2 separate regions of the Homo sapiens genome follow, and region 2 is linked to region 1. Evidence: read pairs that join two places in POLR2A ChIA-PET (ENCODE). Cell type or tissue: MCF 10A. All regions are shown on one strand. Each heading gives the region's core, and the rest is flanking DNA. Links, peaks and the distances in the headings are about the cores only.

What was found. Peaks named below come from ENCODE experiments on the same cell type or tissue, not always from the same donor. Only the 100,000 strongest peaks of a DNase experiment are listed, where the experiment ranks them.
Region 2: POLR2A ChIA-PET joins it to region 1 with 5 read pairs; 2 of 35 experiments call an interaction of 5 or more read pairs at or near these places.

The regions. Positions count from the first base shown.
Region 1 is chr9:36,541,444-36,547,033 of GRCh38, forward strand. No RefSeq gene overlaps it. Among named protein-coding and RNA genes, the nearest start is that of MELK, 29 kb to the right of the region's middle. In MCF 10A, for the core only: no CTCF peak of the experiment used is centred there; a DNase peak (open chromatin) is centred at 2,688.
Region 2 is chr9:36,211,823-36,217,412 of GRCh38, forward strand. GNE (glucosamine (UDP-N-acetyl)-2-epimerase/N-acetylmannosamine kinase) reads right to left here. Exons shown (of 12, transcript NM_005476.7): 12 at 2,619-5,590. The coding sequence ends at 5,543. LOC124902151 (a long non-coding RNA gene) reads right to left here and starts at 2,189. Exons shown (of 2, transcript XR_007061474.1): 1 at 1,464-2,189. It overlaps CLTA (clathrin light chain A), which reads left to right. Exons shown (of 5, transcript NM_001833.4): 5 at 1-237. In MCF 10A, for the core only: no CTCF peak of the experiment used is centred there; no DNase peak of the experiment used is centred there.

The DNA of each region.
Region 1 (5,590 bases), core at 369-5,368:
CTGAAAATACAAAAAATTAGCCAGACGTGGTGGCAGGTGCCTGTAGTCCCAGCTACTTGGGAGGCTGAGGCAGGAGAATGGCGTGAACCCGGGAGATGGAGCTTGCAGTGAGCTGAGATCATGCCACTGCACTCCAGCCTGGGGGACAGAGCGAGACTCCGTCTCAAAACAAAACAAAAAAAGGATCTAGAACTAGAAATACCATTTGACCCAGCCAACCCATTACTGGGTATATACCCAAAGGATTATGAATCATGCTGCTATAAAGACACATGCACACATATGTTTATTGCGGCACTATTCACAATAGCAAAGACTTGAAACCAACCCAAATGTCCATCAGTGATAGACTGGATTAAGAAAATGTGGCACATATACACCATGAAATACTATGCAGCCATAGAAAAGGATGAGTTCATGTCCTTTGTAGGGACTTGGATGAAGCTGGAAACCATCATTCTGAGCAAACTATCGCAAGGACAGAAAACCAAACACTGCATGCTCTCACTCATAGGTGGGAATTGAACAATGAGAACACTTGGACACAGGGTGGGGAACATCACACACCGGGGCCTGTCATGGGGTGGGGGGAGCAGGGAGGGATAGCATTAGGAGATATACCTAATGTAAATGACGAGTTAACGGGTGCAGCACACCAACAGGGCACATGTATACATATGTAACAAACCTGCACATTGTGCACTTGTACCCTAGAACTTAAAGTATATATATAAAAAAAAATTCTCTGAATGGGGAAGGAGAAGAATTGGGGAATTGAGGGATGCATAGATATTATGAGTCTTTCACTAAGAATGAACCCTGTCTACCCACTTTCCCTGGGAGATAAAGACTAAATAGTAGTAAATAACAGAACTTTTAATTTGTTTGGGTAATCTGAATGTAGAGGGCTGACCCCCTTCCTGGTTAAAGCCGCAAGTAATAAATGGCTGTGTGATAGATAAATCTAGGCTCCTGGTTCCCAAAGTCTTGTTCCCAGACTTGCAGCATCACCATCACCTGGAAGCTTGTTTGAAGTGTAAATTCTCTAGCTTTGTCCCAGACTCACGGAATCAGGAACTTTGGGAGTGGAGCCCAACAGTCAGCATTGCAACAGGCCCTCCTAGTGGTGCTAATGCACAGAGGAGCTTGAGAAGCTCAGCAGGTAGAACCTTCGATAGCAGCCTGAATTTCCTGTGACTGTGCATAGCGCCCAGCCTGAAATAAAGTCTCATTTCTTGAAGAAGAAATTTGTGGCCAGGCGTGGTGGCTCACGCCTGTAATGCCAGCACATTGGGAGGCCGAGGCAGGCAGATCACCTGAGGTCAGGAGTCCGAGACCAGCCTGGCCAACATGGTGAAACCCTGTCTCTACAAAAACACAAAAATTAGCCGGGCGCAGTGGCTCAAGCCTGTAATCCCAGCACTTTGGGAGGCCAAGGCGGGTGGATCACGTGTTCAGGAGATCGAGACCATCCTGGCTAACACGGTGAAACCCCGTCTCTACTAAAAAAATACAAAAAAAATTAGCAGGGCGTGGTGGCGGGCGCCTGTAAACCCAGCTACTCGGAGGCTGAGGCAGGAGAATGGCGTGAACCCGGGAGGCGGAGCTTGCAGTGAGCCGAGATCGCGCCACTGCACTCCAGCCTGGGCGACAGAACGAGACTCCGTCTCAAAAAAACAAAAACAAAAACAAAAATTAGCCGGCATGATGACGGGTGCCTGTAATCCTAGCTCCTCAGGAAGCTGGAACAGGAGAATCACTTGAACCTGTAAGGCAGAGGTTGCAGTGAGCCAAGATCATGCCATTGCACTCCAGCCTGCACGACAGGGCAAGACTCCGTCTCAAAAAAAAAAAAAGAAAATTGGCTGATGTGGTGGCGAGTGCCTGTAATCCCAGCTACTTGGGAGGGTGAGACACAAGAATCACTTGAACCCGGGAGGCAGAGGTTGCAGTTAGCCAAGATCACGCCACTGCATTCTAGCCTGGGCGATGAATCGAGATTTTGTCTCAATAATAATAATAATAATAATAATAAAATAGGCCGGGCACGTTGGCTCACGCCTGTAATCCCAGCACTTTGGGAGGCCAAGGCGGGCAGCTATGCAGCACTGATTTATTCCAGATGGGCTGCTTTCCTCACTGTATTCTTCCTCTATGGGTGAACAAATCCACCTGTTGGTACTTATGCATTCATATGGCATGAATATGCCTTGCTATGGATTATTGCTGTTCATCATCACTATATGATGGAGAAGGTGAGTGGGGGCAAGCAAGACCTTGCTGGTAGGCAGCAGCAAGCCACTGTTACAGGGAATCCTACAGTCAAGGTTTGCTCAGCATTTTCCCAATTCAGGGGGTTAGTCCTAGGGTTATTCATCCTCTATCACACAGTTCTCCAAGAATACTTTACTGTGGCATCTCTTAGTTATGAATGTTACTTCTTTTTCCAAGCTAATGTCACCACAGAACAGTGAAAACTTAGGAGTTCCCTTCCAGGCTATTGTGTTCCTAACTGGTACCTGCGACTTGCCAAGGATTCACGAGTGCCTTGTTTTGGTGGTTTTCATGTGGCTGTGGCTTGTCTCCAGGCAGGCCTGCAATGAGATATGTGTATCCATGTGGGTGGTCTGCACAAAGTACAACCATGGGAGTGGTCAGAAGAATTTCATAAGGCTGAACAAATGGGCTTGGCAGGTCTTTCTCCAGAATTCCTTTTGTAGGCCAGTTTCCCAGCTGCAATGGATGTGTTGGCATGGAGTCCAGTCTTAGCCTCGAGGCCTGCTGAGGCCTGCGGTTCTTTTTTTTTTTTGAGACTGAGTCTCGCTCTGTCACCATGCTGGCATGCAGTGGCACAAACGCATCCGGGGTATTTTTTTAAATCTACATTTTATTATTTTTATTTTTATTTATTTATTTTTTGAGACGGAATCTTGCTCTGTAGTCCAGGCTGGAGTGCAGTGGCATGATCTTGGCTCACTGCAGCCTCTGCCGCCCAGGCTCAAGAGATTCTTCTGCCGCAGCCTCCTGAGTAGCTGGGATTACAGGTGTGCACCACCATGCGTGGCTAATTTTTGTATTTTTAGTAGAGACGGGGTTTCACCATGTTGCTCAGGATGGTCTTGAACTCCTGACCTCGTGATCCACTCACCTCGGCCTCCCAAAGTGCTGGGATTACAGGTGTGAGCCACCACGCCCGGCCTATTTTATTATTTTTAGAGACAGGATCTCGCTCTGTTGCTCAGGCTGGGGTGCAGTGGTGCAGTCATAGCTCACTGCAGCCTGCAACTCCTGGGCTCAAGCGATCCTCTTGCCTCAGCCTCCCATGTAGCTGGGACTACAGGCACCCAGCTAAGGAAAAAAACATTTAATTGAAGGAGGGGTAGCACGTACCAAAGCAAATTTTAGATGTCAAATTGAAAAAAATGAGAAAGTATGATATTTCCATTTGTTTTCACAAACATAAGGATAATATAACACCCAAGTCTCCTATTTTAAAATTCTACCTTATGTAGAGGCATATATTGAGTATCTATTAATTAAAAAGTTTTAAGCTGGGCGCGGTGGCTCACGCCTGTAATCCCAGCAATTTGGGAGGCCGAGGTGGGTGGATCACGAGGTCAAGAGATTGAGACCAGCCTGACCAACACAGTAAAACCTCATCTCTACTAAAAATACAAAAATTAGCCAGGCATGGTGGTGCATGCCTGTGGTCCCAGCTACTCGGGAGGCTGAGGCAGGAGAATCGCTTGAACCCGGGAGGCAGAGGTTGCAGTGAGCCGAGATAGCACCACTGCACTCCAACCTGGTGACAGAGTGAGAGACCATCTCAAAAAAAAAAAAAATAGATTTAAGAGACTGTATCTCTTGATAGGTCAAAGGAGAAGATGGATAAATATATAAAGCTATGGAACTATGCTGTCTAATATAGTAACTACTGGCCATATATGGCTATTGAGCAAAGCTAGTCTAAATTGAGTTGTGTTATAAGTGTAAAGCACATATCCAATTTCTTTTTTTTTTTTCCTTTTTTTTTTTTTTGAGGCGGAGTTTTGCTCTTGTTGCCCAGGCTGGACTGCAATGGCATGATCTCACCTCACCACAACTTCCACCTCCCAGGTTCAAGCGATTGTCCTGCCTCAGCCTCCCTAGTAACTGGGATTACAGGCAAGTTCCACCACGCCCGGGTAATTTTGTATTTTTAGTAGAGATGAGGTTTCTCCATGTTGGTCAGGCTGGTCTCGAACTCCTGACCTCAGGTGACCCGCTCGCCTCAGCCTCCCAAAGTGCTGGGATTACAGGCGTGAGCCACCGCACCCGGCTCCAATTTCAAACACTTAATATAAAAAAGAATAGGCGGCCGGGTGCGGTGGCTCACGCCTGTAATCTCAGCACTTTGGGAGGCCGAGGCTGGTGGATCACCAGTCAGGAGATCAAGAACATCCTGGCTAACATGGTGAAACCCCATGTCTACTAAAAATACAAAAAATTAGCCGGGTGTGGTGGCGGGCGCCTGTAGTCCCAGCTACTAGGGAGGCTGAGGCAGAATGGCGTGAACCCGGGAGGTGGAGCTTGCTGCAGTGAGCCGAGATTGCGCCACAGCACTCCAGCCTGGGCGACAGAGCGAGACTCCATCTCAAAAAAAAAAAAGAAAGGAAGGAAGAAAAGAAAAGTATAGGCCAGGCATGGTGGCTCACGCCTGTAATCCCAGCACTTTGGGAGGCTGAGGAGGGCAGATCACTTGAGGTCGGGAGTTTGAGACCAGCCTGACCAACATGGAGCAATCCCGTCTCTACTAAAAATACAAAATTAGCCAGGCATGGTGGCATATGCTTGTAATCCCAGCTACTCAGGAGGCTGAGGCAGGAGAATCACTTGAACCAGGGAGGCTGAGGTTGTGGTGAGCTGAGATCCCGCCATTGTACTCCAGCCTGGGCAACAAGAGCAAAACTCCCTTTCCAAAAAAAAATTAATAAAATAAAAATAAAAAAATATAGAATACTTCATTAATAATTTTTTCTGCCAGACACGGTGGCTCACACCTGTAATCCCCGCACTTTGGGAACCTGAGGCAGGAGGATTGCTTGAGCTCAGAAGTTTGAGACCAACCTGGGCTCATATCTACAAATATATTTTTTTAAATCAGCTGGGCATGGTGGCACATACCTCTGGTCCCAGCTAATCAGTATGCTGAGTGGGGAGGATCACCTGAGCCCAGGAGTTTGAGACTGCAGTGAGCTGTATTTGTACCACTGTACGCCAACCTGGACGACAAAGTGAGATTTTATCTCAAAAACAATTTTTTTTTTCTAAGTGATTACGTGTTGAAATCATATTATGTATCTATTGGGTTAAATAAAATATCAAAATTAATTCACCTTTTAAAGAAAACTTTTTAATATGGCTACTAGAAAATTTAAAGTTTGAACCCAGGAGGCGGAGGTTGCAGTGAGCCAAGATCGTGCCACTGCATGCCAGCTTGGGCGACAGAGGGAGACTCCATCTCAAAAAAAAAAAAAAGAAAGAAAGAAAATTTAAAATTATAATATGGCTTGCATTATATTCCTATGGGATAGCACTGCTAGAGAGAAAT
Region 2 (5,590 bases), core at 425-5,424, 330 kb before region 1:
AGTGAAGCTCTTCACAGTCATTGGATTAATTATGTTGAGTTCTTTTGGACCAAACCTTTTTGTCTTTAGAGTTGTTCATTGTTTGTGATTGCATGTTTCCTTCCTTCAACTGTGTTCTCCCTGGCATTCAGAGAGGAGGGAGAGGAGGAAGAGGAAGGGGAGGGAAGCTTCCCAAGAGTAGCCTCAACCTGTGCTTCTGTGCATTATTCTGAGAATAAATTTCTGTTTCAAACTGTATTATGTGAAGCTTCTTTATTGACCTCAAGATGTGTTGTAGTTTGGAGTGAGGTTGGAAGGAATTTCCAGGAGGAATTTCCTTGAAATTTCTAGGGCTGAGGAGGCACAGCCACTGGGCACACAGCCCTGCCTTGAACTAAGATAGCACCGGGATCTAGAGTGGGATCCTGTGGACATTTTCATTTGAGAAGGGAGTTTAGTGGCTGAAGGTTAACCCCCTCATTATCTACCTAAGACACAGCTGTGAATCCTCTCACCAACCTAGTCGTTTTCTCCCAGATGGGCTCTTGCTTGCCAGTGTCCCTCAGTTTAGGGTCTTGGATAGTATATTTCGGCAGGAGTCTGTGGGGCACGTAGACTCTAGTAAGACCTTGACTCCTTTGGATCCGGCCAGTAAGCCTGAGTCAGGACGGCATTCATGTGTGGCTAGCCCCATTACTGTTGAGTCCTGTAGCACATGTTGGGTTCTGTGCCATCCCAAGCACTTGGTTCATATTTCTCTTGTAAAATCCTTCATCTAGACCTGTGCTGTCCAGTGCAGTATTCACCAGGCCCATGTGGCTATTTAAATGAATTTAAAATACATTTCTAGTCCTAGTCACAATTCATGTGCTCAGTAGCCATATGTGGTTAGGTGGCACTCGGATAGCACAGGTTATAGAACATGTCCATGGTCGCAGAAAGCTGCACTGGACCATGCTGATCTACCACAGGTGTTTCCAGGAGCCCGTGCTTTGTTCAGACACCAGTAAGTTCATTATCTGTCTTCAGAACCTGGCATAGTACCTGGCTCGTTTTAGGTGATGTTCCAAGCAATTATTAAAGCTATATTTCAGTAATCTGCTTATAACTACCTGGTACTTCCAAACTGGAGATTGAGGTAAACTGTAATACTATGCTCAGGATGGGGGTTAGGTGTTGCCATTGCCAAGAAGGAAAGGCCACTATCTCTTCAATGTTAATTATTTTTGGCTGGAAGGAGCTTTCATTACTTTTCCTGCTACCTCCCCGTTTCCAAGCTTAGTTGGGCTTTCCTTGACCTGGCCCACATTTCTGGCCTCTGCTTATTCCTCCCCCTTTAGTCAAATCTTATTACAATCAAGCAATCATTGTTCCCAGACTTTTGTTCCTACGGGACCTGCTAATCCCATTCCAAATGTCAAAATCCAATTTAAGAACTAGTTCAAAGGCCACCCCCCTTCCCCTGAACTCCCATGGCCATCTACCTGGGGCAGCTTATTTTTGGTAGTCTTGGTGCCATCGTCTGGACCAGTCTTGCCTCCCACACCAGCTGGGCTTCTTGAGGTGGGAGGTGGCAATTTTAAATGTCAACAAAATCTGTGACATTCTCTAGATGGAGAGGTGACTGAATAATGTGACAAAAGTGATGCTGGGATGACTTCCAAGGCTAGGTCATAAAAGGCAGTGCTGCTGATGGTTGATTTGTTGGAGCAACTAGCTGGTGGCCCTGAGCCGCCTCATAAAAAATTCTACCTTTGAAGCTACCCATGTGGTGAGGAAGCCCAAACTAGCCCACAGAGAGGCCACCTGAGAGACCCTGTAACCACACACATTGGGAGATGCCTGGCCAGCCAGCCTCGTGCTATTCCAGCTGACAACTACAAGTGCAGGATACTCTTGAGCTACAACTGTCAAGTTTGAGCCTTTCCCAAATCCTGACCCACAGAAACCACGACGTGAAACAATTACTGTTGTTTTAAGCTCTTCAGTTTTGAGGTTACACAGCAATAGTAATTTGGGATTGTTTCTAATGCCTGTATGAGACCCACATAGGGCCTCATAAAAAGAGGGAGTGGGTCTAGGGACTCAGTAAATGCTTAACACTTAGTTTCAAACCTCTTTCTTGGGGGCTACTTTGCTTTTTTATGCCAAATTTTCAATGTTATATATAGCAATGTTTTGTTTTTGTTGTTTTTGAGACAGGGTCTCACTGTGTCGCCCAGGCTAGAGTGCAATGGCATGATCATAACTAACTTACTGCAGCCTCCACTTCCCGGGCTCAGGTGATCCTCCCACCTCAGCCTCCTGAGTAGCTGAGACTGCACCATGCCTGGCTAATTTTTTTTGTATTGTTTTGTAGAGATGGGGTTTTGGCATGTTGCCCAGGCTGGTCTCGAACTCTAGGGTTCAAGCAATCTTTCTGCCTCAGCCTCCCAAAGTGCTGGGATTACAGGCATGAGGCACCATGCCCAGCCATGCTTTCTATTAATAGACTTTTTTTGGTTAAGAAAGCAATGATATTAGAGGCCTTAAGGAAGTTATATAACCTTCAAAACGTAAGCAGTGCAACAATTAAATCTCTTCTGGGAAGGAAAATGCTTTTGGCTAATGAGTTACGAACAAAACAAAATACAACAGGATTTCAACAAGGAAATGTATTTATTTTTTCTTTAGAATTTGGCTCAGAACAGTAACAAAAATATTTACATTAAAATAAATTAACATGCAATTACTTAACCATATGTAATAATTTACGTTGGAATATATTAGCCTTCCCATGAGTTTAATAAAAACTAATATTTGGTTTTAGATTCAATACCATCCTTTCAAATATTTGGTATGAAACTTGGTAGCAATGCAATTGTCTGATGTACAGAGCAGATTTCACCATGAGAGATTACACCAAAGAACAGATGTCCCTTCCCAGAACATTATCTCACCCCAGACTCAGAAACTGAGCAGCCAAGCTTCCTTCCCAGGAATCACCATGGAATGTCTGAACAATAACCAGGCCCTGGAGATTACTGCAGGGCTGGCAGAGTTTTAGGAATCAGCCAAACTCTTTTTCACACTAACCCACTAGGAAGGATATAGTTCAAATGTAATGTTGAGTCCTTCAGTTTATTTGAACACTGAAACAATATGTTGTAGAAACCTTCATTTTCCCAAAATAGAAATCTGAAAGATATATGCACATGATTTCTTAGATCATCTAAAAGTACCCATAAAAACCTGTCACTAGGGCCAGGTGTGATGGCTTACACCTGTAATCCCAGCACTTTGGGAGGCAGAGGCGGGCGGATCACCTGAGGTCAGGAGTTCAAGACCAGCCTGGCCAACATGGTGAAACCCTGTCTACTAAAAATACAAAAAAAAATCAGCCGGGCGTGGTGCATGTGCCTGTAATCCCAGCTACTCAAGAGGCTGAGGCAGGAGAATCACTTGAACTTGGGGGGCAGAGGTTGCATTGAGCCACTGCACTCCAGCCTGGGTGACAGAGTGAGACCCGTCTCAAAAAAATAGAACACCTGTCACTAGACCAAATACTATACTGGTAAAATTTCACAGCAGAGAGGAATATTTCATTAAATTCAGCTGATAGGGTCAAGGATACATTAAGTCATTTACAAATCAGATATTAGTATTAAAGTTTTTGGTGGCCTAGAGTGAATTAGAATATGTTAGCATTTTGAAAGTGTTTTTGAAATGAGAGGTTGTGTGGCTCAGCAGCAAAAGCACAGAGGGACCTGGGATCAAACCCTCTCTCTAGCCCCATAGCTTAACAGTCAAACACACCAAGTTCTATAAAATAAAAATTAAAACACCTACCTCATATGTTGAGATAATTTAGGATAATGTATATGAAGCACCTAGTTCAGAGCCTGGCACACAGTAGGCACTTAATAAGTGGTGGCAGTTAGTATTTCTTCCAAGTTAACAATTCATAGCCAGAACTTTGGCTTTTGTATTTTGACACCAATGAAAACACGAATCATGTAGACAGAATCCTGATTCATGGCTCTGGGCTCTAGGTAAAACTCAAAACTTTAATGGACACCCTAGGGTGTTACTCAACACAGTATGAAAGGCTACTGAAGGAAGAAGTGTCTGCTGGTCAGTAGCAAAGATCCTTTTGGGACAGTTAATCTCCTTTTAAAGGCTCTAAGTCCCAGTGGCTTCTCAGCTGTCCTAAGAAGATAAGGACAAGGTCACTAAGGCCACTGTAATTTAGATCCCTGGTCTAAAGTCTCTTGTAAGTTCAGCTAGAGTAATAACATCTTTCAACAAATGGTATCCAGGATTAGGGGGGATATCTGAGATGGGGGAGTGATAGATATGTCCAGTGTCTTGATTGTGGTGATGCTTTCACAGGTATACATATGTCAAGGCTTATCAAATTGTAGGCTTTAAAAACAATAAAGCTGTTTTAAAAAAAAGTGTACTTAAGCCCTTCCTGGTAAGATTTCCCTCTGTTCTCTGACTGGATCACCTTCTGTGATCTTAGTTTGGGGTTAGAGGAGGAAGGATGTGTGTGTGTGTGTGTGTGTGTGTGTAGACGGAGTCTCGCTCTGTCACCCAGGGTGGAGTGCAGTGGCATGATCTCGGCTCACTGCAACCTCCGCCTCCCGGGTTCAAGCAATTCTCCTGCCTCAGCCTCCCGAGTAGCTGGGACTACAGGCACATGCCACCACGCCCGGCTAATTTTTGTATTTTAGTAGAGATGGGGTTTCACCATGTTGGCCAGGCTGGTCTTGAACTCCTGACCTCAGGTGATCCGCCCATCTCGGCCTCCCAAAATGTTGGGATTACAGGCGTGAGCCACTGCGCCCAGCTGGAAGGATTATTATTATTATTATTATTATTATTATTATTTATTATTATTATTTTTGAGATGGAGTCTTGCTCTGTCACCCAGGCTGGAGTGCAGTGGTGCGGTCTCAGTTCACTGCCAGCTCCGCCTCCCTGGTTCATGCCATTCTCCTGCCTCAGCCTCCCGAGTAGCTGGGACCCGCCACCACACCCAGCTAATTTTTTGTATTTTTAGTAGAGACGGGGTTTCACCATGTTTCACCATGTTAGCCAGGGCGGTCTCGATCTCCTGACCTCGTGATCCGCCCGCCTCGGCCTCCCAAAGTGCTGGGATTACAGGCGTGAGCCACTGTGCCCGGCCTGGAAGGATTATTAATGCAAACTTCAGGATGAAGTGATATCCCAGGCAAGGCCTGAAGGTCTCAGTGGTATTAATACATTAGTAAGCAGAGTTCTAAGAAGGCTTCCTCTCTATTATTGTAGCTGCTTTGGCACAGAAAATTGTGACTGTAACTTACAGGGTTTGAGCTAAAATGACCCCTAGTAAGAAGACATCAGAAAGAATAGCATCTACAAAAATAGGAGTGGGGAAAGGTGACTCTGGAAGAGGAGACCAAAAGTGAAAACATTTCTCTGCCAAAGTCACCTGCAGTTCAATACCAGATTTGATTGTTAAGAAACGGTCATCCTAAAGACAAGAACTTGATTCCACTCAGGAGCTCTGGAGAGAAGGTCCATGTCTGTTCCTGGAGGTCTAGTAGATCCTGCGTGTTGTGTAGTCCAGAACCATGCTGGCAGCACC